Linked DNA regions of Homo sapiens: region 2 is linked to region 1. Evidence: read pairs that join two places in POLR2A ChIA-PET (ENCODE). Cell type or tissue: OCI-LY7. All regions are shown on one strand. Each heading gives the region's core, and the rest is flanking DNA. Links, peaks and the distances in the headings are about the cores only. Region 1 overlaps RAB40B (RAB40B, member RAS oncogene family). Region 2 overlaps FN3K (fructosamine 3 kinase).

What was found. Peaks named below come from ENCODE experiments on the same cell type or tissue, not always from the same donor. Only the 100,000 strongest peaks of a DNase experiment are listed, where the experiment ranks them.
Region 2: POLR2A ChIA-PET joins it to region 1 with 17 read pairs; 3 of 35 experiments call an interaction of 5 or more read pairs at or near these places.

Annotation. Positions count from the first base shown.
Region 1 is chr17:82,671,132-82,686,888 of GRCh38, reverse strand. All of the region lies in intron 1 of RAB40B (RAB40B, member RAS oncogene family), which reads left to right. Among named protein-coding and RNA genes, the nearest start is that of MIR4525, 11 kb to the right of the region's middle. RefSeq lists enhancers at 6,129-6,653, 6,654-7,179. In OCI-LY7, for the core only: CTCF peaks have their summits at 7,164, 8,863 and 9,072; DNase peaks (open chromatin) are centred at 7,679, 8,198 and 9,108; H3K4me3 peaks cover 1,909 bases; H3K27ac peaks cover 3,460 bases.
Region 2 is chr17:82,737,248-82,748,916 of GRCh38, reverse strand. It overlaps FN3K (fructosamine 3 kinase), which reads right to left. Exons shown (of 6, transcript NM_022158.4): 2 at 10,277-10,428; 3 at 8,063-8,154; 4 at 7,524-7,606; 5 at 1-62. Among named protein-coding and RNA genes, the nearest start is that of FN3K, 7.5 kb to the right of the region's middle. RefSeq lists enhancers at 4,648-5,284, 11,422-11,669. In OCI-LY7, for the core only: a CTCF peak has its summit at 5,372 (motif pointing left); no DNase peak of the experiment used is centred there.

The DNA.
Region 1 (15,757 bases), core at 5,883-9,882:
CCCTGAGCTCTGAGCATCCTTCCCCCCAGCACTGGACGGGAGGAACGTGGAGGAAGGTGGGGGGCTCCAGAGCTGCTGAGTGAAGTGGCTTTTGGATGGGCTGCTGTGACTAATGGAAAAGAGCTGCTGAGTGAAGGGGCTTTTGGACAAATTGAAACAGAGATTTATTCTCTCACAGTTCTAGAGACCAGAAGCCCAGAATGAAGGTGTTGCCTGGGCCACGCTCCCTTGGCAGGCTCTAAGCGGGGACCCTTCCTGACTCCCCTGACTTCTGGGGTGCTGCTGGCAGCCCTCGGCGTTCTGTGGCCTGTGGCAGCACCGTTCCAGTCCCTGCTGTCTGTCGTCACACAGCCTTCTCTCCTGGGTGTCTGTGTCCCCAAATCTCTCTGTGCTTATAAGAACACTAGCCATTGGATTTAGGGCCCACCTAACTCAGTATGACCTCATCTTAACTTGATTACATCTGAAAAGACCCTTGGCCGGGCGCGGTGGCTCATGCCTATAATCCCATCACTTTGGGAGGCCGAGGCAGGTGGATCACTTGAGGTCAGGAGTTCGAGACCAGCCTGGCCAACATGGGGAAATCCCATCTCTACTAAAAATACAAAAATTAGCTGGGCGTGGTGGCAGGTGCCTGTTATCTCAGCTGCTTAGGAGGCTGAGGCAGGAGAATCACTTGAACCCCGGAAGCGGAGGTTTCAGTGAGCTGAGATCGTGCCACTGCACTCCAGCCTCCAGCCTGGATGACAGAGTGAGACTTTGTCTCAAAAAAAAAAAAAAAAAAGAAGGCTGGGTGCGGTGGCTCACGCCTGTAATCCCAGCACTTTGGGAGGCCAAGGCGGGCAGATCACGAGTTCAGCAGTTTGAGACCAGCCTGGCCAACATGGTGAAACCCCGTCTCTACTAAAAATACAAAAATTAGCTGGGTGTGGTGGCGGGCACCTGTAATCCCAGCTACTTGGGAGGCTGAGGTAGGAGAATCGTTTGAATCCAGGAGGTGGAGGTTGCAGTGAGCTGAGATCGCACCATCGCACTCCAGCCTGGGTGACAGGGCGAGACTCCGTCTCAAAAAAAAAAAAAAAGAAGAAGAAGAAGAGATCCTGTTTCCGAATCAGGTCACATTCTGAAGTTCTGGGTGAATGTGAGCCTTTGGGGGACACTTCAACCCAGTATAGATAGATGGTGAAACCCGAAAGGACAGTTTCGTTCTCATGAAGGAAGAGCTGGGCACCCAGGGACCCTGTGGGTCCCCTCTTCTTGGAGCTTCAGCACTGGAGCCCCTGGCCCTGTTGGTTCCTGTTGGCTAGGGCCCTGGAGGGGCCCCTAGGACCTGCCCTGGAGGCAGGCCGGGTGCCTGGGGCCCGCCCCATCTGAGCGTTTCACTGCTGGGCTGTCTCCTTGGGACCCTACGGGCTACACAGCTCATTCTGCCGGTCGTCCATGCTTGGGGTTGGAGCACTGAAGCTTCGTCCCTGTGTGCGGTGAAGGACTTGGTGACTCCAAGGAGGCCCCAGGAATCTGCGTTCAGTTGAGTGCACGGCCACAGTTGAGGACCACTGCGTGTGCTGTCTCTTTCTGTGGTGTTTCTCCTCCTCCTCCCTCCCCACCCTCCTTTTCCCTTCTGGCCCACTTCCCCCTCCCCCTCCCTCCTCCGTCCTCCCTCCCCCTCCCCATTCCTTTCCTCTCCCGCTTCCTCTCTGCTTTTATTGAGATATGGTTTACTTACAGTAAAATGTCTCCCTTCTTGAGTTTTTTTGTTTTTTTTTTCCTTTTTTGAGACAGAGTTTCACTCTTGTCACCCAGGCTGGAGTGCAATGGTATGATCTCGGCTCACTGCAACCCCTGCCTTTGGATTCAAGCGATTCTCCTGCCTCAGCCTCCTGAGTAGCTGGGATTATAGGCGCCTGCCACCACGCCCGGGTAATTTTTCTATTTTTAGTAGAGATGGGGTTTTGCCATATTGGCCAGGCTGGTCTCGAACTCCTGACCTCAGGTGATCCACCCGCCTCGACCTCCCAGAGTTCTAGGATTACAGGCGTGGGCCACCGTGCCTGGCCCCGTCTTGAGTTTTGACAAAGACAGTGGTGTGACCGCCATCACGGTCAAGGTGGAGAACACCTCCACCACGCAGAAGTTTCCGCAGCCTCTTTGTAGGCAGCCCCTCCCCAACCCCACCTCCTCAGCCTCCAACGTGCCTGCATCCCGGAGGCCTTTGAACCTGGCTCCGGTCACTCAGCAGCCCTGAGCCTCTGAAGCCATCTGACTTGTCAGGTGCACCAAGAGCTCATTGCTTTTGATTGTGGGACAGTAGAGATGAACCACAGTCCATCACCCACCCACCCTCTGAGGAGGGTCTGGGTGATTTCCAGCTTTTGGCGATCTATGAAAAAAGCCACTGTGCATGTTTATGACTCGTTTTTGTGCGAACTTGTTTTTATTTCACTTGGGTAAATATCCAGGGGTGGAGTTGCTAGGTCATATGATAAATGAATGATTAACTTTATAAGAAACTGCCAAACCCTTTTCCACACTGACCACACCGTTTGCATCCCCGTCAGCAGTGTGTGAGTGTTTCAGTTGTCAACATTCTTTGGTTTTGTTTTTTTTAAATGTTAGCCACTCATGGGTGTGCAGTGGTATCTCATTGTAATTTTTTTTTTTTTTTTTTGAGACAGAGTCTCACTCTCTCACCCAGGCTAGAGTGCAAAAGCGCAATCTTGGCTCACTGCAACCCCTGCCTCCCGGGTTCAAGCGATTCTCCTGCCTCAGCCTCCCGAGTAGCTGGGATTACAGGTGCCTGCCACCACACCCAGCTAATTTTTGTATTTTTAGTAGAGACAGGGTTTCACCATGTTGGCCAGGCTGGTCTCGAACTCCTGACTTCAGGTGATCCACCCGCCTCGGCCTCCCAAAGTGCTGGGATTACAGGCGTTAGCCGCTGCGCCCGGCCAGTATCTTATTGTAATTTTAATTTGCATTTCCTGTGCTCATCTACCATCCTCATATTCTCTTTGGTGAAGTGTCTTTTCAGATCTTTTGCCCACTTTTTCTTTTCTTTTCTTTTCTTTTTTTTTTTTTTTTTTGGAAACAGGGTCTTGCTCTGTTGCCCAGGCTGGAGTGCAGTGGTGCAAGTCATAGCTCACTGCAGTCTCCACCTACTGGGCTCAAGTGATCCTCCCACCTGTTTCCCCAGTAGCTGGACTCCAAGTGCACACCACCAGGCCTGGCTAATTAAAAAAAGAAAAGTTTTGTAGAGATGAGGGTCTCACTATATTGTCCAGACTGCCCTTGAGAGATCCTCAAGAGATCCTGGGCTCAAGAGATCATCCTACCTCGGCCTCCCAAAGTGGTGGGATTACAGTTGTGAGCCACTATGTCTGGCCTCTTTTGCTTATTTTGAAAAACCTGAATTGTTTATTTTCTTTTTATTGAATTTTGAGAATGTTTAAATACGTTTTGGATGTAAGTCTTTACCCAGAAATGTGTTTTCAAGTATTTTCACCCCATCTGTGCCTTTTCTTTCCATTTAGTATCTTTTAAAGAATAAGAGTTTTTACTTTTGAAGAAATCCAGTTGATCAGTTTTTTTCTTTTATAGACCATCCTTTTAATGTCATATCTAAGAAATCTTTGCCTAACCCAAAGTCACAAAGATTTTCTTCTAGAAATTTTATAATTTTAGATTTTACATTTATGACTATGGTCCATTTTGGGTTTTTTTGTTTGTTTGTTTCTTTGTTTGTTTTTGAGATGGAGTCTCACTCTGTAGCCCAGGCTGGAATGCAGTGGCATGATCTCGGCTCACTGCAAGCTCCATCTCCCGGATTCAAGCAATTCTCCTGCCTCAGCCTCCCGAGTACCTGGGATTACAGGCGTGTGCCACCATGCCCGGCTAATTTTTGTATTTTTAATAGAGACAGGGTTTTACCTTGTTAGCCAGGATGGTCTCGATCTCCTGACCTCATGATCTGCCTGCCTCGGTCTCCCAAAGTGCTGGGATTGCAGGCATGAGTCACCGTGCCCGGCCGGGTTCGTTTTTTAATATAGTGTGAGGTATAGATTGAGATTCGTTACTTTTGCACAGGGATGTCTAATTGTTCCAGCAGCATTTGTTGAAAAGACTATTCTTTATTGTATGGCCTTTGCACTTTGGTCAAACATCAATTGGCCATTTTTGTGTGGGCCTATTTCTAGACTCAATTCTGTTCCATTTTTCTATTCAGTATTTTTTATACCAGTACCATACTGTGTTGATTAAATATATAGTAAGTCTTGAGTTTGAGGAGTCTGAGTCTTCCAACTTTGCTCTTTTGACTTTCCTTTTAAATGTTGGCTTTGTTGATTTCTACCAAGAAAAGTCCTGCTAGGATTTTTGATTGGGACTAAAACTATAGATCAATTGGGGAGACTTGTCATCTTAACAATACTGATTCTGTCAATCATGAACATGGTATGTCTCTCCATTTATTTAGGTCTTCTTTGATTCCTTTTATTAGTGGTTTGTAGCTTTTAATATATAAGTCTTGCACTTTTTTTTAGATTTATACTCAAGTATTTCATGGTTTGGGGGCTACTGTACCTAGTGCTATTTAATTTCAATTTCTGATTGTTTACTGCTAGTATTTAAAAATACAACTGTTTTTTTCCATGTTGGCCTTGTATATTTTGATCTTACTAAATTCACTTATGAGTTCTAATAGCTTTCTTATTGGTTTTTGGAGAGGTGTATGTGTGTGTGTGCATGCGTGCCTGTGTGTGTGTGTGTGTGCATGCGTGTGTGTGTGTATAGTAATGTCATCTGGTAATCGAGATGGTTTTAATCTGCATGCCTTTTCTTTCTTTTTGTTGCCTTATTGCCCTGGTTATAACTTCCAAAATGATATTGAATTGGAGTGGTAAGAGTGGATATTTTCATGGGGAAAATATTTTCTCATTTTCATGGGGAAAGCGTTCTGTTTTTTACCATTAAGTAAAATGTTAGCTTTGAGGTTCTTTTTTTTAAGATGCACTTTATCAGGTTAAGGGAATTGTATTCCTAGTTTGCTGAGAGCTTTTGTTGTGAAAAGGTATTGGATTTTGTCAAATGCTGCCTCACTGAGATCATGTGGGTTTTTCTTTTTTGATTTATTGATGTGATAAATTGCATTGATAGATTTTCAAAGGTCGAACCAACCTTGCATTCCTACAATAATAGATTGCCGAATTTGGTATATTTTTTATTGATGGAGTTATCTCTTTTACTTTATATTTTTACTTTTAATTTATTGTATAGTAAGTTATTTTAATGATTGGAATCACAGTGCTAGAGAAATCCCCCATCTGAGCCCAGTTCTGGTGGCTCCAAAGCCTCCACACAGAGCCTTGAGATGCTTTGCTGCAGGGTTGCTTGTTTCGCACTCAGAGCCTGGGTTGCTGAGTGAGGCTGTGCTCATCCAAGCAGAGGGGCTTTTTTCCCTACCCAGTGTCTGACTGCACTGGTTAACTACTGCTTCCTGTATTAGGAGACTTCTCCCAGACGGCTGCTTCTAACTGTTCAGAGGTATTACTCTCGTTTGCCTTTTTGTCTAGAAATGTAATATTTCCTACCATAGGTAAGTTATGTTCCCTAGGAGAGCCAGCAATCTTTGAGTTATATAAATTGATTTTTAGCCAAATCTTCACTAAGGAGTTGGGGGTGGGGGAGCTCATTTACCACTTACCTACCAAAAACTCATGTTTTTTGAGTTAATATATTACCACATGTAGTGTTTTGGCAACTGTGTTCAATGTATATGAAGCAGATATATTTGCCTTCATTTTTAGCTAATTTTCTCTCAAACATCATTTTCTTTTCTCTTTCTTTTTTTTTTTTTTTTTTTTTTTTTTTTTTGAGATGGAGTCTTGCTCTGTTGCCCAGGCTGGAGTGCAATGGCGCAATCTCAGCTCACTGCCTCCCGGGTTCAAATGATTCTCCTGCCTCAGCCTCCTGAGTAGCTGGGACTACAGGTGCACGCCACCAAGCCCAGCTAATTTTTGTATTTTTAGTAGAGACGGGGTTTCACCATGTTATCCAGGCTGGTCTCAAACCCCTGACCTTGTGATGCAACTGCCTCAGCCTTCCAAAGTGCTGGGATTAAAGGCGTGAGCCACCGTGCCTGGCCCAGAAATTATATTTTAGAATTAAAACATTTGTATCAATACTTCATATGAAAAATGTTAAAATTACATATATCATTATAGGTATTACTACTAGGTAGAAAGAAAATCATATATATACATAAACAGTGAAATGAACTACACTGAAATATTAATCGTAGTTGTCCATGGGTGATAAGATTGTAGTGGTAAATATTTAGTACCAAGCATGAATGACTTGATTTTAAATAAGCTTTTTCATATGCGATATTTTTTTTAACTTCAGAAGCAAAGAGTGTCAGGCAGCCTTGGTGGGGTGGCCTCCTGGAACCCTCCAGCCTCCAGCCAGGACTTTGAGTTGAGAAGCTCACACACGTGGGGGAACTGCCGTCCCGTCCCCCGAGCGGCCCCGCCCAGAGCCCACACCCCTCTTTGGCAGGTCGTGGCCAAGGTGGGTGGGGCTCCTGCCTGCGACCCAGGGCCAGGGCAGGACTGGATCCTATGGCCACTCCCCTGGGTGTATGGGAACCTAGGAGAGACCCAGGCCCCAGTGTGGGGTCCAAGGCTGCATGAGACCTCCGTGACAGAGGTCACCCCACCCTGAGAGCCCGGGCCCGCCTGAGTTGAGCCCTCGAACCCTGCCAGGCCTCCGGTCTGAGCAGGACGGGCCAGCCCGAGGACAGCTGCCCCCTTCTCAGGCCCTGGGAGTTGTGGTCACAAGATGTCCAGCCCCACAACCAGCCTCAGGGAATCCACCACTCTGATGGGTTGTGAGGGGAGCTCTGGGATCTGGCCCCTCTGTCCCTCCCACAGCCACTGTGGCTGCCTTGATCCCCCTTCCCCAAGACGATGTCTCTTCGTGAGCCTCCCACGACTGCGTTCACCCCGCAGCCTGCTCGGGCAGCAGCTGCCACGCTCCAGGACACTGCTTCTGGGCCGTGTTCCTTCGTGTTTCCAGGTGTCCTGTGGTGGTGACAGCTCAGTGGAAGCTGGCCCCTGCCCTGTGCTTGGTGGAGGCTGCCCCCTGCCCTGTGCTCGGTGACCTGCAGGTGCTTAGTGACTGGGCGGGGCAGCAGTGGCCGCACAGGGTTGGCGTGGCCTCTGCAGCACTTGTCCAGCCTGATGCTGGTCCCAGGCCTCACCTTTTGGGAGTTTAGTGTCCTAAGACAAAGGTGATTTAAATAAATAAGGCTTGTGGCGGCCGGGCGCAGTGGCTCCCACCTGTGATCCCAGCACTTTGGGAGGCCAAGGCGGATCACAAGATCAGGAGATCGAGACCATCCTGGCTAACACAGTGAAACCCTGTCTCTACTAAAAATACAAAAAATTAGCTGGGCGTGGTGGCAGGCACCTGTAGTCCCAGCTACTCGGGAGGCTGAGGCAGGAGAATGGCGTGAACCCAGGAGGCGGAGCTTGCAGTGAGCCGAGATTGCGCCACTGCACTCCAGCCTGGGCGACAGAGCAAGACTCCATCTCAAAAAATAAAATAAAATAAAATAATAATAATAATAATAATAAGGCTTGTGGTGTCCTTCAGGCTACCGGAGAAGGTGGTTGCTGGTGGGCGCGAGCTGCTCCTGACTGTTCAGAAAGGGAGCTGCTCAGTGGTTCACGCCTGTCATCCCAGCACTTTGGGAGGCCGAGGCAGGTGGATCACGAGGTCAGGAGATCGAGACTATCCTGGCTAACACGGTGAAACCCCGTCTCTACTAAAAATACAAAAAAATTAGCCAGGCGTGGTGGCAGGTGCCTGTAGTCCCAGCTACCTGGGAGGCTGAGGCAGGAGAATGGTGTGAACCTGGGAGGCGGAGCTTGCAGTGAGCCGAGATGGCGCCACTGCACTCCAGCCTGGGCGACAGAGCGAGACTCCGTCTCAAAAAAAAAAAAAAAAAAAAACGCAGAAAGGGAGCTGCTTTCACAAAAACCACACACTTAAAGTCAGATGTGAGCATTTTACGGTGCAGGTGTAAAGCGGCGTTGAATCACCACCACACTGCAGCGTCAGCACCGGCCACTTCCAGGAGCCCTGTGCTGTCCAGTGGCCATTCGCCCTGCCCCTCCCCTCTGCCCCGGGGACCGCCAGTCTGCTTTTTGGCTTTCCGGTGTTTTAACTCAACATAAGACAGATTTCTCAAAAGCTGGGCTGAGAGATGAATACGTCTGTACATTGTATTGAATCAATATTTGCACCATCAACAGATCCTCGCTTGTGAAGGCGGTTATGCCACTTACTAAAATAGAATTAAGCAGGTGGTAGATGACTTAAAACAGATTCCTAAAATATTTACTCATTATGCAGCTCCAAGTGTAGAGAATGGTGTGGCATTTGACTTCTCCCTTTTTTGTTCTTGTTTTTTAGAAGGTTAAAATTATCTTTTTGTCCCTGTTTTCTGACTCACTCAGTGAACATTCTGACGGGCTTTGTTCTAGAAGCTTTGTATATCTTTATTATATTTTGATGGACAGAGTACATGGTAAGTTAATCAGCTAAGTGCAGTGAGCTTGAATTGTATTATCCTAACGCTAACACTGCTGATGTCAAAAATGTTTCTTAGTTTCTCGTGGACCAAAACGTAAGGTAACACAGAGAAGGAGAAACGGTAAATAACGAAAGAGCAAACACACAGATGGGAGATAAGGTAAAAAACAAAAACAAAAACAAAAAAAACTGCAAAGACTGAAACAAAATGGCTCCATCAATGGGCTTATGAAAAGAAGAGTCTTCTCACAAATTGAATTTGAACATAGCTATGAAAGGATATGGTTTGAGGATTTCTCTAGGCAGACATGGCTGCGTTAGAGGGTTTATCTTTGGAACAGCATTGATTTTAGAGAAAAAAAGAGAGACTTGAAATGAGTTTGGTCGCTGCTCGCTGGGCCCAGTGTCCAGACGTTCTGGGCTGTGGCTGAGGGATGGAGAAGAGGCCCCGGGTCAGGTGCAGGGGTCGGGCAGGTGCAGCACCGCAGCATCACTGACGCCCTCATCTGGGGTCAGAGGGCCCCACATCCGGGGGTTCCAGCAGACTTCAAGTGTCCTGCGCAAAGAGGATGCGGGCTCTGTGTAGGGCCAGGCCACCTGTGCCTGGAAACCCCAAACGCTTGGGTGCTGGCCCTGGAGACGGGTGGTGGACGAGGATTGGAAGGTGGACACGGGAAGGCAGGGTTCCCACTGGGAAAGGCCGAGTCCACAGGGACAGAGACGCGGCGTCAGGGCTGATGGAGAGCCACAACACAGGCCGCCTCTGGGCCTCGGACCTGTGGCAAGGGGGACACATCAGGGAAGGGCCAGAGTGTGTTGAGCTGGCCGCTGCAGGATGGGCCACCTCCTGGAAGCAGCCCGGCTTGTAATGCTTTCTGCCCTGTTGGGACGGGAGAAACCAGTGATTGGTTTTAGCTCTTTCTGAGGGGAATCTCATTGTAATGAGCTTTTACGATGGGCTGAGAACCTGGGACTTGGAAGAAATTCAGCTTTTAGTTCAGGTATTAATTCAGAGATAGCTTGAACATTAATTGTTTAAATTAGTAGGCTGGCCGGGAGCGGTGGCTCACGCCTGTAATCCTAGCACTTTGGGAGGCCGAGGCAGGTGGATCACGAGGTCAGGGGTTCGAGACCAGCCTGACCAACATGGTGAAACCCCGTCTCTACTAAAAATACAAAAATTAGCTGGGCGTGGTGGCGGGCGCCTGTAATCCCAGCTACTCGGGAGGCTGAGGCAGGAGAATTGCTTGAACCCGGGAGGTGGAGCTTGCGGTGAGCCGAGATCGTGCCACTGCACTCCAGCCTGGACGACAGAGTGAGACTCCGTCTCAGAAAAAATAAATAAATAAATAAATAAATTAGTAGGCTACCGGCCGGGCGCGGTAGCTCACGCCTATAATCCCAGCACTTTGGGAGGCTGAGACAGGTGGATCACCTGAGGTCAGGAGTTCGAGACCAGCCTGACCAATATGGTGAACTCTCATCTGTACTAAAATAAAAAATTATCCAGGTGTGATGGCGGGCATCTGTAATCCCAACTGCTGGAGAGGCTGAGGCAGGAGAATCGCTTGAATCCAGGAGGCGGAGGTTGCAGTGAGTTGAGATCACGCCATTGCATTCCAGCCTGGGCGACACAGCGAGACTCCATCTCAAAAAAGAAAAAGAAAAAGAAAAATTAGTAGGCCACTGAAGCAGAGATGTCAAACTGGCGGGGGTAAGCCTCAAAACAGGACCCATCCGAATGCAAAGGGAATGGTGCTTTGTAGGGGTGGCTGGGAAGAGCCGAGAGACTCGCCACGGAATTGGTGTGTGGGTGAGGAGAGGCTGTTGAAGGTCGGGGGTGCCCTGTGTGGGGGGGGAGAGGCTGTTGAAGGTGAGGGGTGCCCTCACTCTGTGGGTGAGGAGATGCTGTTGAAGGTGAGGGGTGCCCTCACTGTGTGGGGTGAGGGGAGGCTGTTGAAGGTGAGGGGTGCCCTCACTGTGTGGAGGGAGAGGCTGTTGAAGGTGAGGGGTGCCCTCACTGTGTGTGGGGGAGATGCTGTTGAAGGTGAGGGGTGCCCTCACTGTGTGTGACCACAGAGGTTTGGGGAGGAGTTGGAGCCTTTGCTGAGCTGACGTGGACTGCTGGCAGCAGGTGCACACATTTTGAGGAGCTGTGGTGAGTGCGTCCCACGAGGCGGTCGGTTCCCCATTCATAGCCAGGGAAACGGAGACCCGGGGGAGATGGACGAAGACATTGGTGTTGGGACTGGATTTGATCCCAGGCCCCAGGCTGCAGCGTCTGTGCTTTACCAGCCCTGTGGGGTCCTCACCGTCCCGTACCAGGAGACTCAGAGTACCAGGGGCTTCAGGTCGTCACTGTTGCCACCTCTCCCCCCTGGTGAGAAGGACCCACGTAGCAGATGGAGGGCACTGTTTTTTAAGGTTTTATCTCCCCACCCGCCTGCAAGAGAGTGAATGTTTGTGACCCCCCCAAATTCGGGTGCTGAAACCTAACCCCAAGGTGATGGTGTTAGAAGATGGGGCTATTGGAAGATGATTAGGTCACGTGGGGCTTTGTGGATGGGATGAGTGAAGCATCCAAGAGCTCCCTCGCCCCTCCAGCTAGGGGAGGACATGGGGAGAAGACACCTCCATGAACCAGGATGCAGCCCTCGTCAGACACTGGCTCTGCCTGGACCTTGATCTAGAACTTCCAGCCTCCAGAACTGTGATGACAAGTTTCTGTTGTTTAGGAGCTGCCTAGCTTATGGTATTTTCATTATAGCAACCCCACTGGCTAAGGTACTACCCTACCCTGCCCCACCCCCAGTTCTGAAGTATGGGGTAAAGGGAGTGCCATCCACGGGAGCAGAATAGATTCGGGAGAAGGGCCAAGTGCTGCTGTGAAGGAAGCCAGCGCTTGGTGGAGACCACGTCAGACAGGCGGCTGTCATTGTCCTTTCAAAGCTGGTCATTTGCCAGGGCAGGTTGTGGGTGTGGGTTATGCATCCGGGCTGTGCTAATGGGAACTGCCAGCTGAAGAAGACACTGAGTCCAGTTTTGGTCATGATGGTGAATAATGAAATCATTATCACTGAGTTCGATTTTATTTCCAGTTCTTGTTTATTGTTAGTGAAATTCCGGGATGTGGAGGTCATTGTACTTTGCTTGGGGAAGATGTGAAAATGCATCCTTTGTAGCTTTTCCCAGTTTAGGGGGTGTCAGATGTTTTCTCTCTCTCTCTCCAGTCATTGTGCTTTGTGGGTTTTCTACCAGACATTTTGGTGCAAACAAGAAAATTAACTCAAAATAGCTTCAGCACAGAGGAATGTGGTGCCCCACACAGCCGGCAGGTTGAGGGGCTGGTGTAGTTTCAGGCGTGGCTGGATTCTGGTGCCTGAACGATGCCGTCAGGATTATCTCGTGTTGTTCTTTCTCCTCTGCCTACTCCCTGCACACACCCTGGCCCTGCTTTCTTCTGTGTTAGGTTCATTCTGGGGTTCGTTCTTCCCACCTGGTGAGGAAGCTGGCCGGCAGCAACTCCAAACCATACGAACGTTGCCTGCGATGCCAGAGTGACGCAGGTGACAAGGAGGCCCCTCCCCCGTTCAGTCAGTCATTCCCCAGGTGTTTTAGGTTGCTTTTTCTTTTCTTTTCTTTTCTTTTTTTTTTTTTTTAAGACGAGTCTTGCTCTGTCGCCCAGGCTGGAGTGCAGTGGCGCGATCTCGGCTCACTGCAAGCTCCGCCTCCTGGGTTCACGCCATTCTCCTGCCTCAGCCTCCCGAGTAGCTGGGACTACAGGTGCCCGCCACCACACCCGGCTAATTTTTTTTTTTTTTGTATTTTTACTAGAGACGGGGTTTCACCCTGTTAGCCAGGATGGTCTCGAACTCCTGACCTCATGATCCGCCCACCTTGGCCTCCCAAAGTGCTGGGGTTACAGGCGTGAACCACCACGCCTGGTCTTTTCTTTTGAGACGGAGTTTCACTCTTTTTTGCCCAGGCTGGAGTGCAATGGCGCGATCTTGGCTCACTGCAACCTCCGCCTCCCAGCCTCAGTGACTCTCCTGCCTCAGCCTCCTGAGTGGCTGGGATTACAGGCACCCGCCACCACACCCGGCTAATTTTGTATTTTTAGTAGAGTTGGGCTTTGACCATGTTGGCCAGGCTGGTCTCAAACTCCTGACCTCAGGTGATCCGCCCGCCTCGGCCTCCCAAAGTGCTGGGATTACAGGCGCGAGCCACCGCGCCTGGCCAGGTTGTTGCGTTTTCTAGTTTGTCCAGTGTTGATAGTCACAAAATAAGAAAGATCTTGGACATTGAAAACAATAATTTCAAAGAAGGGATAAAAGTTAAAATGAGATGAATTCCCAGAATGCTGGGAAAAAGAGAGAGAGATGCAAAATCAGACAAGAAAGGTGGGAAACAGGCTCAGGAGGCCCAGTATCTGATTAATCACATCCCAGAAGGAGAGAACAAATTATCCAAGAAAGTTCCCCAAAATTGAGATTTGTGTCTCCAGATTGAAAGGCCCATGGAGTGGTCAGCCTGGCCACGAAGATCCCTACAGCAAGGCCCACAAGGTGTGCAGTTTCAGAGAAGCGCCTCCATGCCCACCAGGAGGAAAACCAGGTTGCATTCAGAGGGTCAAGAATGAGTTTACGGCCGATCTCAAAAGGAACTCTGGAATGACTGAACGTGTTTAAGGGAAAAGCATCTTCTCCCTCAATTGTATGCCTGTCCAAACACAAGGAAGAGTGAGGGCAGCCTAAAGACATTTTCAGACGTGCAAAGTCTCAGATACTACCTTCTTCCATGCACCTTTCTCAGGAATTGAAAAGAGGAGTCAGCTTAAGAGAGGGAAGGATGGAATCCAGCAGTAAGGGAGTGGGGGCCCCAGGGCAACAGTCCTCCCAGTCCAGATGGGAGCAGGACAGAAGGTCTGGAAAGATGCCCCAAAGAAAGTGAAATTCCTGAATGTTTGCAGGTACCGAGAGCAGATTTAGATAGTTGGGGAAAATTACAGTGATGAATTAGTAATAAATGCAGAGAAAACTGAACAAGTAAACAATGAGTAAACAACAAGTAAACATGAGGCAATTTTTTTTTTGAGACAAGAGTCTCACTCCATCACCCAGGCTGGAGTGCAGTTGCACGATCTCAGCTCACTGCAACCTCCGCCTGCCGGGTTCAAGCGATTCTCCTGCCTCAGCCTCCCAAGTATCTGGGACTACAGGCGCCCACCACCATGCCTGGCTAGTTTTTGTATTTTTAGTAGAGATGAGGTTTCACCATGTTGGTCAGGCTGCTCTCAAACTCCTGACCTCAGATGATCCACCTGCCTTGACCTCCCAAAGTGCTGGGATTACAGGCATGAACCATCACGCCTGGTACAATGAGGCAATTTTTAACTCCAGTAGAAACAAAAATTCGTACATGAAGGAAAAATAAACATTGTATACCATATGGTGGTTCAGCTGTGGATGGCGTCTACCTGGTGTCATTTTCTGTTGCTGTAACAGAATACCACAAACTGGGTAATTTATAAAGAAAATAAATGCATTTCTTACAGTTCTGGAGGCTGGGAAGTCCAAGGTTGAGGGGCTGCATCTGGGGAGGGCCTCCTGCTGCGTCATAACCTGGCAGAGGGCATCGCGCAAGCCCGTCAGCTCAGGTGTCTTCCTCTCCTTGTAAGGCCACCAGTACCATCATCAGGGCCCCACCCTGCTGACCCTACCTAATCCTAATTACTTGGCAAAGGCCCCACCTCCAATCAACATACAAACTGGAGGTTTACCTTTCTAACGTGAAGTTTAGCGGACACATTCAAACCATAGCACCTGGTTATGACAGTGTAGAATGGAATATCCATCTAGCTTAAAAAGCAACAAAACTGTACAGGGAGCGTGTGAGTGTGTGTGTTAGAGTTACAGGGGTGAGGTGTGTCAGTGGGTACAGGGAGCGTGTGAGTGTGTGTGTTAGAGTTACAGGGGTGGGGTGTGTCAGTACAGGGAGCGTGTGAGTTTGTGTGTTAGAGTTACGGGGTGGGGTGTGTCAGTGAGTACAGGGAGCGTGTGAGTGTGTGTGTTAGAGTTACAGGGGTGGGGTGTGTCAGTGAGTACAGGGAGCATGTGAGTGTGTGTTAGAGTTACAGGGGTGAGCTGTGTCAGTGGGTACAGGGAGCGTGTGAGTGTGTGTGTTAGAGTTACAGGGGTGGGGTGTGTCAGTGAGTACAGGGAGCATGTGTGTGTGTTAGAGTTACAGGGGTGGGGTGTGTCAGTGAGTACAGGGAGCGTGTGTGTGTGTTAGAGTTACAGGGGTGAGCTGTGTCAGTGGGTGAGTGTGTGTGTTAGAGTTACAGGGTGAGCTGTGTCAGTGGGTACAGGGAGCATGTGAGTGTGTGTTAGAGTTACAGGGGTGGGGTGTGTCAGTGGGTACAGGGTGTGTGAGTGTGTGTGTTTTAGAGTGACGGGGTGGGGTGTGTCAGTGAGTACAGGGTGTGAGTGTGTGTGTTAGAGTTACGGGGTGAGCTGTGTCAGTGGGTACAGGGAGCATGTGAGTGTGTGTTAGAGTTACAGGGGTGGGGTGTGTCAGTGGGTACAGGGTGTGTGAGTGTGTGTGTTTTAGAGTGACGGGGTGGGGTGTGTCAGTGAGTACAGGGTGTGAGTGTGTGTGTTAGAGTTACGGGGTGAGCTGTGTCAGTGGGTACAGGGAGCATGTGAGTGTGTGTTAGAGTTACAGGGGTGGGGTGTGTCAGTGAGTACAGGGAGCGTGTGAGTGTGTGTGTTAGAGTTACAGGGGTGGGGTGTGTCAGTGAGTACAGGGAGCATGTGAGTGTGTGTTAGAGTTACAGGGGTGGGGTGTGTCAGTTAGTACAGGGAGCGTGTGTGTGTTAGAGTTACAGGGTGAAGTGTGTCAGTGAGTACAGGATGTGTGTGAGAGTGTGTGTGTTAGAGTTACAGGGGTGAGGTGTGTCAGTACAGAGAGCGTGTGAGTGTGTTAGAGTTACGGGGTGAAGTGTGTCAGTGAGTACAGGATGTGTGACTGTGTGTGTTAGGGTTACAGGGTTGGGGTGTGTCAGTGAGTACAGGGAGCGTGTGAGTGTGTGTTAGAGTTACGGGGGTGGGGTGTGTCAGTGAGTACAGGATGTGTGTGACTGTGTGTGTTGGAGTTACAGGGGTGG
Region 2 (11,669 bases), core at 1,589-5,588, 66 kb before region 1:
AGCTGCGCCTGGAGCCGGTGCCGGGCGAAAAAGGTCGGCCAGTCATCCTGCCACTCATTCACCTGGACAACAAGGGAAAAGAGGCCACTGTTGCAATTCGGAGCCAAGTGCTGCCTAAACCCTAGAGGGACCATTCAAAACCCAGCAAAGATACCTAGTAAGCCAACAAAGGAGGTAAGACAGAAACATAAAATACTCAACCCAGAGGAAGGCAGGTAAAGAGAGAACAAAGGGCAGATGAAACAAAAAACAAATTGCAAGATGACAGACTCAAAACTATATGACTAAGCACATTAAATACGAATGTCAAAAATAAATACTCTTGGTAAATGACAGATTGGCAGGTTGGAAAAATAAAGCAAATCCAACAATAAGTTATGTGCAAAAAGACATTATCTACTAAAAAAAAAAAAAGCTTGAAAGGATAGAAAAGATATACCATGCTAACACTAGTCAAAAGAAAGCTGGAGGCCAGGCACAGTGGCTCACGCCTGCAATTCCCAGCACTTTGGGAGGCTGAGGTGGGCAGATCCCTTGAGCCCAGGAGTTAAAGACCAGTCTAGGCAACATAAGGAAACTCCATCTCTACTAAAAATACAAAATTAGCCGGGCATGGTGGCGTGGGCCTGTAGTCCCAGCTACTTGGGAGGCTGACGTAGGAGAATCGCTTGAACCCACAGGCAAAGGGTGCAGTGAGCCGAGATCGCGCCATTGCACTCCAGCCTGGGCAACAAGAGTGAAACTCTATCTCAAAAAAAAAAAGAAAAAAAAAAAGAAAGCTAGAGTGGCTACATTAATACAAGACAAAGTAGATTTCAAAGCAAAGAAAATCAAATATAGTCATTTCACAAAGGGAGTCGACTAATGAACATAATAATCCTAAATGCCTACACCTCTAATAACACAGCTTCAAAATACGTAAAAGAACTGCAGGAAAAATAGATAAATCCCATATCCTGCTATTGACTCAATGGTGCCCACCCCCGTTCCTACGTTGAAGCCCTAACCCCTAATATACCTGTATTTGGAGGAAGGGCCTCTAGGAGGTAATTAGGGTTAAATAAAATCGTAAGGGTGAATTATTAATCCAATAGGATTAGTGGCCTATAAGAAGAGGAATAGAGTAGGATTTCTCTCTCCATGCAAACAGATCTCAATAAATTGAGAAGAATTTAAGCATGCAAAGTATAATCAAATTCAATTAGAAATCAATAGGAAGGCCAGGCCTGGTGGCTCACGCCCATAATCCCAACACTTTGGGAGGCCGAGGTGGGTGGATCACGAGGTCAAGAGATCAAAACCATCCTGACCAACATGGTGAAACCCCATTTCTACTAAAAATACAAAAAGTAGCTGGGCGTGATGGTGCATGCCTGTAGTCCCAGCTACTCGGGAGGCTGAGGCAGGAGAATCTCTTGAAACCAAGAGGCAGAGGTTGCAGTGAGCTGAGATTGTGCCATTGCACTCCAGCCTGGTGACAGAGCAAGACTCCGTCTCAGAAAAGCAAAACAAAACAAAATCAATAGGAAAAATTCTGGGAAATCCTCAAATATTTTAAAACTAAACACAGTTCTAAAATCTGTTTAAGAAAGATGTCTAAAGGGAAATTAGAAAGTGTTTTCAATTGAATGAAAGCAAAAACACAACTTATAATTTGTGAGATGCCACTAAAGCAGTACTTGGGGAAAATGTGTAGCACTAAACATCTGTGTTAGCAAAGATCTCACAGTAATGACCTCAGCTGCTACATTAACCAACCAGAAAAAGAGCACATTAAACCTAAAGTAAGCAAGAGGCCAGGCGCGGTGGCTCACACCTGTAATCCCAGCACTTTGGGAGGCCGAGGCAGGCAGATCACAAGATCAGGAGTTCGAGACCATCCTGGCCAAGATGGTGAAACTCTATCTCTACTAAAAATACAAAAATTAGCCAGGCGTGGTGGCAGGTGCCTGTAGTCCCAGCTGCTTGGGAGACTGAGACAGGAGAATCGCTTGAACCCAGGAGGCAGGGGTTGCAGTGAGCCAAGATCTTACCACTGCACTCTAGCCTGCTCAACAGAGTGAAACTCCATCTCAACAACAATAAAAAGGATAATAAGGAAATTTTTTTTTTGAGACCAAGTTTTGTTCTTGTTGCCCAGGTGGAGTGCAATGGCACGATCTCAGCTCACTGCAACCTCCCTGCCTCCCGGGTTCAAGCAATTCTCCTGCCTCAGCCTTTCGAGTAGCTGGAATTACAGGTGCCCGCCACCATGCCTGGCTAATGTTTTGGTATTTTTAGTAGAGATGGGGTTTCACCATGTTGGCCAGGCTGGTCTCGAACTCCTGACCTCAAGTGATCTGCCCACCTCGGCCTCCGAAAGTGCTGGGATTACAGGCGCGAGCCACCATGCCCAGCCTCTGAAGGACGCTTCCAAGAAAATACACAAACAACAAACTAGGAGACACTATTCGCAAATCATATATCTGGTAAAACACTCATATCCTAAATACGCAAAGAAATCTCAAAACTCAATAATAAAAAAAAAACCCTATTCACAAATTGGACAAAATAAGTGAACACATGGTTCACCAAAGAAGATATTTTGTCAGCAAACAGGCACACGAATAGATGCTCCACATCTTCAGTCATTATGGAAATGCAAAATAGAACCTCAGTGAGATAATATTTCACGCCCACTAGGATGGCTGTAATTTAAAACAAAAAATCTCAAGTGTTGACAAGGATGTGGAGGAACTGGAACTCCCATATGCTGCTGGTGGGAATGCAACATGGTGCAACCACTTTGGAAAAGAGTTTGGTAGTTTTTTTTTTTTTTTTTTTGAGACGGAGTCTTGCTCTGTCGCCCAGGCTGGAGTGCAGTGGCGAGATCTCGGCTCACTGCAAGCTCCACCTCCCGAGTTCACGCCATTCTCCTGCCTCAGCCTCCCAAGTAGCTGGGACTACAGGCGCCCGCCACCATGCCCTGTTAATTTTTTGTATTTTTTAGTAGAGACGGGGTTTCACTGTGTTAGCCATGATGGTCTCGACCTCCTGACCTTGTGATCCACCCGCCTCAGCCTCCCAAAGTGCTGGGATTACAAGTGTGAGCCACCCCACCCGGCCAGTAGTTTCTTAAAGAGCTAAATATGGACCTACCATATGACACAGTCATCCCCCTCCTAGGTATTTACCCGAGATAAGTGGAAGCATTTGTCCAGACCAAGATTTGTACACAAAGGTTCACAGCGGCTTTATTTGTATGAGCAAAAACTGGAAATGATCCAGAAATCCATCCACATGTGAATGGATAAACAGGCTGTGTTAGATCCGTACAGGGGAATGGGCTTTTGACACATGCAACATGGATGTGTATCACGGATGAATATCAAAGGATTTTAGACTTGGATAAATATCAGCATGATTATGCTGAGTGAGAGTGTGGGGAAAAGCAAGAGAGATCAGATTGTTACTGTGTCTGTGTAGAAAGAAGTAGACATAGGAGACTCCATTTTGTTCTGTACTAAGACAAATTCTTCTGCCTTGAGATTCTGTTAATCTATGACCTTACCCCCAACCCCCTGCTCTCTGAAACGTGTGCTGTGTCAAACTCAGGGTTAAATGGATTAAGGGCGGTGCAAGATGTGCTTTGTTAAACAAATGCTTGAAGGCAGCATACTCGTTAAGAGTCATCACCACTCCCTAATCTCAAGTACCCAGGGACACAAACACTGTGGAAGGCTGCAGGGACCTCTGCCTAGGAAAGCCAGGTATTGTCCAAGGTTTCTCCCCATGTGACAGTCTGAAATATGGCCTCGTAGGAAGGGAAAGACCTGACCGTCCCCCAGCCCGACACCCATAAAGGGTCTGTACTGAGGAGGATTAGTATAAGAGGAAGGCATGCCTCTTGCAGTTGAGACAAGAGGAAGGCATCTGTCTCCTGCCCGTCCCTGGGCAATGGAATGTCTCGGTATAAAACCCAATTGTACCTTCCATCTACTGAGATAGGGAAAAACCGCCTTGGGCTGGAGGTGGGACATGCGGGCAGCAATACTGCTTTGTAAAGCATTGAGATGTTTATGTGTATGCATATCTAAAAGCACAGCACTTGATTCTTTACCTTGTCTATGATGCAAAGACCTTTGTTCACATGTTTGTCTGCTGACCCTCTCCCCACTATTGTCTTGTGACCCTGACACATCCCCCTCTCGGAGAAACACCCACGAATGATCAATAAATACTAAGGGAACTCAGAGGCTGGCGGGATCCTCCATATGCTGAACGCTAGTTCCCTGGGTCCCCTTATTTCTCTCTATACTTTGTCTCTGTGTCTTTTTCTTTTCCAAGTCTCTCGTTCTACCTAACGAGAAACACCCACAGGTGTGGAGGGGCAACCCACCCCTTCATGAGAGAAGCAGACAGAAGACATACCACATGATTCTATTTATATTAAATTCCACAAGATGCAAACTAATCTACAGTGACAACACCAATGAATGGTTGCCCAGGGGCAGGGAAGGGCACGAGGAACCTTTTGGGGGTAATCAGTATACTCACCTTGACTGTGGTAAAGGTTCACAGGTACAAACATCAAAATGTACCAAATTATACATTTTAAATGGGTGCAATTTATGTCAAATTACACCTCTGTAGAGAAAAATACGAAGCTGATTTTATACAAAGGGTTATTTTGTAAAACTCCTTCGGGGAGGACCGCCCTGGTCAGTGGCCCCCACCAAGAATCTCCCTGCACATGGGTGCTGTGGTGACTCGGCCCCTGGGCTCACCCTCTGGTGCTGTGTGCACCTCAAGAGCAGGATGGAAAGGCCCCTCCCCATAGCCTGGCTGTCAGATCCCCAGCTCAGAGGTGCACCGTGCAGCCTCCCGTTATTTCCCATTTGCCTGCCCAAGCTCCCAGCGTCTGAGCTCTGTACTCTTTCCAGAAGACAACCAGGTTTAGTGCTGGAAGCAGGCGACCAGCCTGGGCTAGCCCAGTCCTGCCACCTGAACAGAGGGGCTGTGATCCTCCAAGCTACCCGGGGAAGGTGCCACCTGGGTACACAGCTGGTCCCAATGACCAGGCCTCCCCTGACAGAGGGGCTGCGTCATGGTCAGGGCCTGTGGTCTGAAGCCAGACTGAGGGTCGAAGCCCAGCTGCCCCGCTGACAAGCTCCATGGACCCAGGCATGAACTCTGCATGTCACTTTCCTCATCTATAAAACGGATCAGTGACATTATCTGCCTGGTTACCTGCTAGGGCAAGTGGGTGAGTTGAGTTCAGTGAAGTGCTTAGAAGGGTGCCTGTATGTGGCAGTGTACAGAGCATGGGGCAAGCACCACAGCCGACCCAGCTGGCAGCCCCAGGGGGCCTTAGTGCCCAGGTGTCTGAGGAGCCCGCCGCTCAGCACTGCCCCCCATTGGCTGCAGCACACATTCCCCCAGGACCCATTGAGCCCTCCCAAGGAGTGGGAAGCCTCCGGAACCTGGTGCTGTCCGAGGCACAACAAGCAGGAAGCAGGGCAGGTGTCCTCCCTGGCGCCTCACCCTTCCTAGCCAGGCTGCACCTGATCTGAGGTGGGTTCCTTGATCCTGGAGTCCGAGGGGCATTGAGGGGCTCCCTGTGCTCCAAACAGACTAGCCCCCTTCTCGTCTGCTTCACACACAGGGGCTCTGGGTAAGATTTCACTTCATTTCTTTGAAACACCACTCTGCTGGGCCAGCCAAGTCCTGTAGAGCCCGCCACTTGCAGCCCTTGACCTCAGCATCCACAGCAGGACCACAGGACCACAAGCTGCACCCAGCCGTGCTCACCTGGACAGGTGAAGAGGGTGCTGCTCACTGGCTCCGGACAGGTGTGTGACCCCAGGGGAGCCAGCTGTGGCTGAGATCTCGGGGGTCTCGGTAAATCTGGTAAGCTCCATGTGCAGTTCTAGCGAGCCCAGATGTGAGGACTGCCTGTTGGCTGGGAACCCTAAATCTGCTTGGGCTTCATGAGGATCTTGCCCCAGGTGACCTCCAGCTGGGAGAATCACCCTCTACCCACACCAGGGAGAGCTTGGTCATTGTTCGCAGGGACCCAACTAGTCAGGACGGGCGTCGACAAGGAGACAGATTTGAAAGTATTCTCTCTTCAAGAAGCAGTGACTTTGAACTAGCTCTTATATAATGGGTGCTGTGTTCCTAACAAAACCAAAATATGGTCCAATATTGGCTTCTTCAAGAGAAGCACAGGGCAGTTGGGCTGTCCAAAGTCTTCTTTGGAACTTCACAGATTTCAAAGATGATGGTTCAAGAGGCTCCAGTATTATTCAGCCATAAAAAGGAATATGTAAAGAAACGTGTGGCCTAGCCATAGAATGGAATATTATTCAGCCATAAAAGAATAACATTCTAACACCTGCTACAACATGGAAGAGCTGTGAAACATGATGCTGAATGAAAGATACAAAAGATCACATATTATGTGTTTCCACTCATATGACATATCCAGAAAATTCAAAGAGACAGAAGGTACATTAGAGGTTGCCAGGGACCAGGAAAGGGGGAAATGGGGAGTGACTGCTAATGGGTTCTGCTTTAGGATAATGAAAATGTTCTGGCCAGGCATGGTGGCTCACACCTGTAATCCCAGCACTTTGGGAGGCCGAGGTGGGTGGATCACCTGAGGTTGGGAGTTCAAGACCAGCCTGACCAACGTGGAGAAACCCCATCTCTACTAAAAATACAACATTAAGTCCAGGCGCGGTGGCTCGTGCCTGTAATCCCAGCACTTTGGAAGGCCGAGGAGGGCAGATCACCTGAGGTCAGGAGTTCGAGACCAGCCTGGTCAACATGAAACCCCGTCTCTACTAAAAATACAAAAATTAGCCGGGTGTGGTGGTGCATGCCTGTAATCCCAGCTACTTGAGAGGCTGAGACAGGAGAACCGCTTGAACCCAGGAGGCCGATGTTGCGGTGGGTCGAGATCGTGCCATTGCACTCCAGCCTGGGCAACAAGGGCAAAATGCCGTCTCAAAAAAATAAAAAAGAAAAGAAAAGAAAGAAAATGTTCTGGAGTTAAACAGCAGTGATGGTTGCACACCATCACGAATGTACTAAAAACCAATTAATTCTAATCCTTTAAAATGGTGGATCTTATGTGAATTATATTTCAATTGTATCTAAATAAATAATAATTTGTAAAGGCCTCAGGAGAGGAGCTGAGTAATCAGCACTTAATCCCTGACTTTGCACACTACCCATCACCCACTGTCTCCAGTCCCTCAGACTCATCAGGAGCCTTGTGCAACACAACCTTTGCACTTGAGGCTCGCTCTGCTTGGAATGCTGATCTGCCTGCCCCAGCATGTCCCATGACCCTGCCCAGCTCAGCTCAGTGACCCTCAGCGTCTGCTCTCCCCATTCCAGGTATCACAGCTTCTACTCTGCTTTCAGAAATCAAGTAGTCAATCTTGCTGGTGCTTGGGAGATTAGCATTCTGTCACATATAAAGAGTGGGTGACCAGCATTAGGGCATCAGGGAACACCCTCACCCAGGCACTCACCTGCGGGATGAAGCCGCAGCACGTCACCGTGTGGAAGCCGAACTTGTCCACATACTGAGGCTCAGCACCCTCACCTCTTCGGCCTGTTGACAGAGATCCTTGGCCTGAAGGAGCTGTTTGTCTTTCTCTTAAATGCCAGACCTCAGCAGAGCATCAGTACAAGCCTGGGCTACGCATGCTAGAATATAGGTGGTCTGAGGATGTACTACATACAGTAGCAATTAGTCAATATATGGATCTGCCAGGACACTCCTACCTCAAGCACACTAGACAGCAGGGCTGGGTATAAAAGGGGTTATTATTACCTCAAGCACACCAGACAGGAGGGCTGGGTATAAAAGGGATCATGTGCCAATTCTACTAGCTTATCAGCTACATCAAAATTCTTATTTAATAATCTCATTTTCATAATGTAGTGTAAAGACAGACGGTATACAACTCAACCTATTATTGAAATGCCACCAAGAAGTACCATGAGCACCCATCTAGGGTAGACAATGTGGCTGGATCAAGGGTACCCAAAAGCAATCTGAACATACCCACTGTGTTCTCCTCCTCCTTCAACTTCTCCCTGAGCTTCTGGTTGTAAAGATGCAAATCTGCCATCTGCTCTCCAAGTTTTGATGCTTGACTGAGGAAAGAAGAAATGCAGCTAATTAAAATAACAAATAATAAATAACACCACCCAGTTTGTTCCATTTTGAGAAAGGTTTAAATACATTGAAAACTATTCTCCATTCTTCAAACAGTAAAAAGTGAACACCAGGCAATGACTCTTTCTTTTGCTTTTTCTTTCTTTTCTGGGGCCAGGCCTTGCTCTGTCATCCAGGCTGGAGTGCAGTGGCACAATCATGGCTCACTGCAGCTTTGACTTCTAGGGCTCAAGCAATCCTTCCACCTCAGCCTCACAACTAGCTGGGACCACATGCCTGTGCCACCATTCCTGGCTTTTTTTTTTTTTTTTTTTTTTTTTGTAGAGATGGGGTCTCCTCCTGCCTCGGCTTTCCAAAATACTGGGATTACAGGTGTGAACCACCACGCCCAGCACTGGCAAAGACTCTTTCCAGAAAATAACATCATGTAATCACAAACAGGAATTAACCAAGTGAGCTTCAACAGAAGTCTTAGGAGGTACCAGGAATTAAGGGAGGAATGCTGAGAAAGTAATGATAAGTGAAAATGCAGGGCCAAGCATAGTGGCACAGTGGCTCAGGCCTATAGTACCAGGACTTTGGGAAGCCAAGGCAGGCAGATCATGAGGCCAGGAGTTCAAGACCAGCCTGGTCAATATGGTGAAACCCCATCTCTACTAAAAATACAAAAAATTAGCCAGGCATGGTGGTACACCTGTAGTCCCAGCTACTCTGCAGGCTGAGGCAGAAGAATCATTTGAGCCCAAGAGGCAGAGCTTGCAGTGAGCCTAGACTGCACCACTGCACTCCAGCCTGGGCGACAGAGTAAGACTCTGTCTCAAAAAACAAAAAAAAAAGGAAAGAAAAAGCAAAAGAAAAAGATGGACTGGGTGTGGTGGCTCACACCTGTAATCCCAACACTTTGGGAGGCCAAGGCAGGCGGATCACTGAGGTCAGGAGTTTGAGACCAGTCTGGCTAACATGCTACTAAAAATACAAAAATTAGGCCGGGCGCGGTGGCTCACGCCTATAATCCCAGCACTTTGGGAGGTCAAGGCGGGTAGATCACGAGGTCAGCAGATCGAGACCATCCTGGCTAACATGGTGAAACCCCGTCTCTACTAAAAATACAAAAAATTAGCCGGGCATGGTGGCGGGCGCCTGTAGTCCCTTCTACTCGGGAGGCTGAGGCAGGAGAATGGCGTCAACCCAGGAGGCAGAGTTTGCAATGAGCCAAGATCGCGCCACTGCACTCCAGCCTGGGTGACAGAGCGACACTCCGTCTCAAAAAAAAAAAAAAAAAAAATAGCTGCGTGAGGTGGTGGGGTGCCTGTAATCCCAGCCACTCGCGAGGCTGAGACAAGAGAATTGCTTGAACCCAGGAGGCGGAGTTTGCAGTGAGCCAAGATTGCATCACTGCACTCCAGCCTGGGAAACAGAGCAAGACTCTGTCTTGGAAAAATAAAATAAAAATAAAGTACAAAGCAAATGATGGGTTCAAATATACTTATTTTGGGCAGGTGTGGTGGCTCAGGCCTGTTATCCCAGCACTTTGGGAAGCCGAGGTGGGTGGATCACTTGAAGTCAGAAGTTTGAGACCAACTCAGCCAACATGGTGAAACCCCATCTCTACTAAAAATACAAAAATTAGTCAGGTGTGGTGGTGGACACCTGTAGTCCCAGCTACTCAGGAGGCTGAGGTGGGAGAATCATTTGAACCCTGGGGGCAGAAGTTGCAGTGAGCCGAGATTGCACCACTGCACTGCACTCTAGCCTGGGCAACAGAGCGAGACTGTGTTTCAAAAAAAAAAAAAATATATATATATATATATATATGTGTATATATATATATTTTATGCAGCCTCATTACAGCCAAACTTATCTAGGAAAACCAGTCACATACCAGAAAGCAGTAACTTTTTATCTCCATTAAGAATGGCAGGGTGGAACTCTTGGCCCTGCCTCTGATAACCGGGCAGTTGTGTGGACGGCTCAGCCACAGGCTTCTCCCTGTTTCTGTCTCCCTCCCCATCTCTATCCCTTTCTCTGTCTCTCTCTGTTTGTCTCTGAGTCTCTCTCTGCCTGTACACATGTGCGCATATGGGTCTCACACACACTCACCTGCTCAAGCTCTTCATCTTCAAATGCTCCATCACAAAGGCGGCCCCACCTCCCGGCAGGTCGATGACCTTCATGGGCCTCGGCACCCGCACCAGGCCCGTGCTCCTGAGGGCCTCCAGGCTGGCCACCTCCCCCTCAAACATCTGCCGGGCCTGCATCCAGAACACAGCCTTGTCAGCCTTGTTGACTCAGCCAGGGCCTCTGCCCACTGGGCCCTTGACAGAAGCTACCACGTGGGAGTCACAAGGACCTTCATTCACTGATAGCTGGCTCTGGCTGGGAGCTGGCGTCCACCACAGAGGGCAGGGTGCAGAGGGGCCCCCCGTCGGAGACGAGAGGCTGCAAGGCTGAGGCTGAGCCTGGGCCGTGAGGGGTGTGGGGTCTGCAGGCTGCTGTGACAGGAGGATGCACAGGCCACGTGTGGGTGCCCGGGAGCACTGAGGGCGTGGGGAGGTGTGAGTGAACCAAGGTCCAGAGCTGGACCCCCGGGCTACCCACCTTCCTTGCTGCCTCTTAGGGTGGGGCAGCCACAGCAGAGGCCTCACTGGAGCTAACTTGGGCACACACGTCAGGCAGGGAAGAAGAGGGCTGGGCCCATCAGGCGGGGCCTCAGGTCCAGGGCAGGGGCTGGGAAGGTAAAAGGCACGGCACACCCGGCCGGCCCCCAACGCCTCCCGTGGGACCTGGGCCTTCCTGTTTCTGAAATATTCCCACAAACATTCCAGTTTTCAGTTAGGTGAACACTCACCTCACGTACAGTACACATTGGTTGAAAACATGCATTGACGAACGTGGTCCATGAATACCTTGGCCTATAGAATTGCATGTTTGTTTTGAGACAGGGTCTCACTCTGTCACCCAGGCTGGAGGGCAGTGGCATGATCTCGGCTCACGGCAGCCTCCGCCTCCTGGGTTCAAACGATTCTCCTGCTTCGGCCTCCTGAGTAGCTGGGATTACAGGTGTGGGCCACCCCACCCCGCTGTGTTTTTCTGTATTTTTACTAGAGATGGAGTTCCACCGCCGTGCGTGGTGGCTCGCACCTGTAATCCCAGCACTTTGGGAGGCCGGGGTGGGCGGATCACAAGGTCAGGAGATTGAGACCATCCTGGCTAACACGGTGAAACCTCGTCTCTACTAAAAATACAAAAAATTAGCCAGGCAAGGTGGCGGGCACCTGTAGTCCCAGCTACTCGGGAGGCTGAGGCAGGAGAATGGAGTGAACCGGGAGGCGCAGCTTGCAGTGAGCCGAGATCCAGCCTGGGCGACAGAGCAAGAGTCCGTCTCAAAAAAAAAGAGATGGAATTTCACCATGATGGCCAGGCTGGTCTCAAACTCCTGGCCTCAAGTGATCCACCTTTCCTCAGTCGCCCAAAGTGTAGGACTGCATGTTTA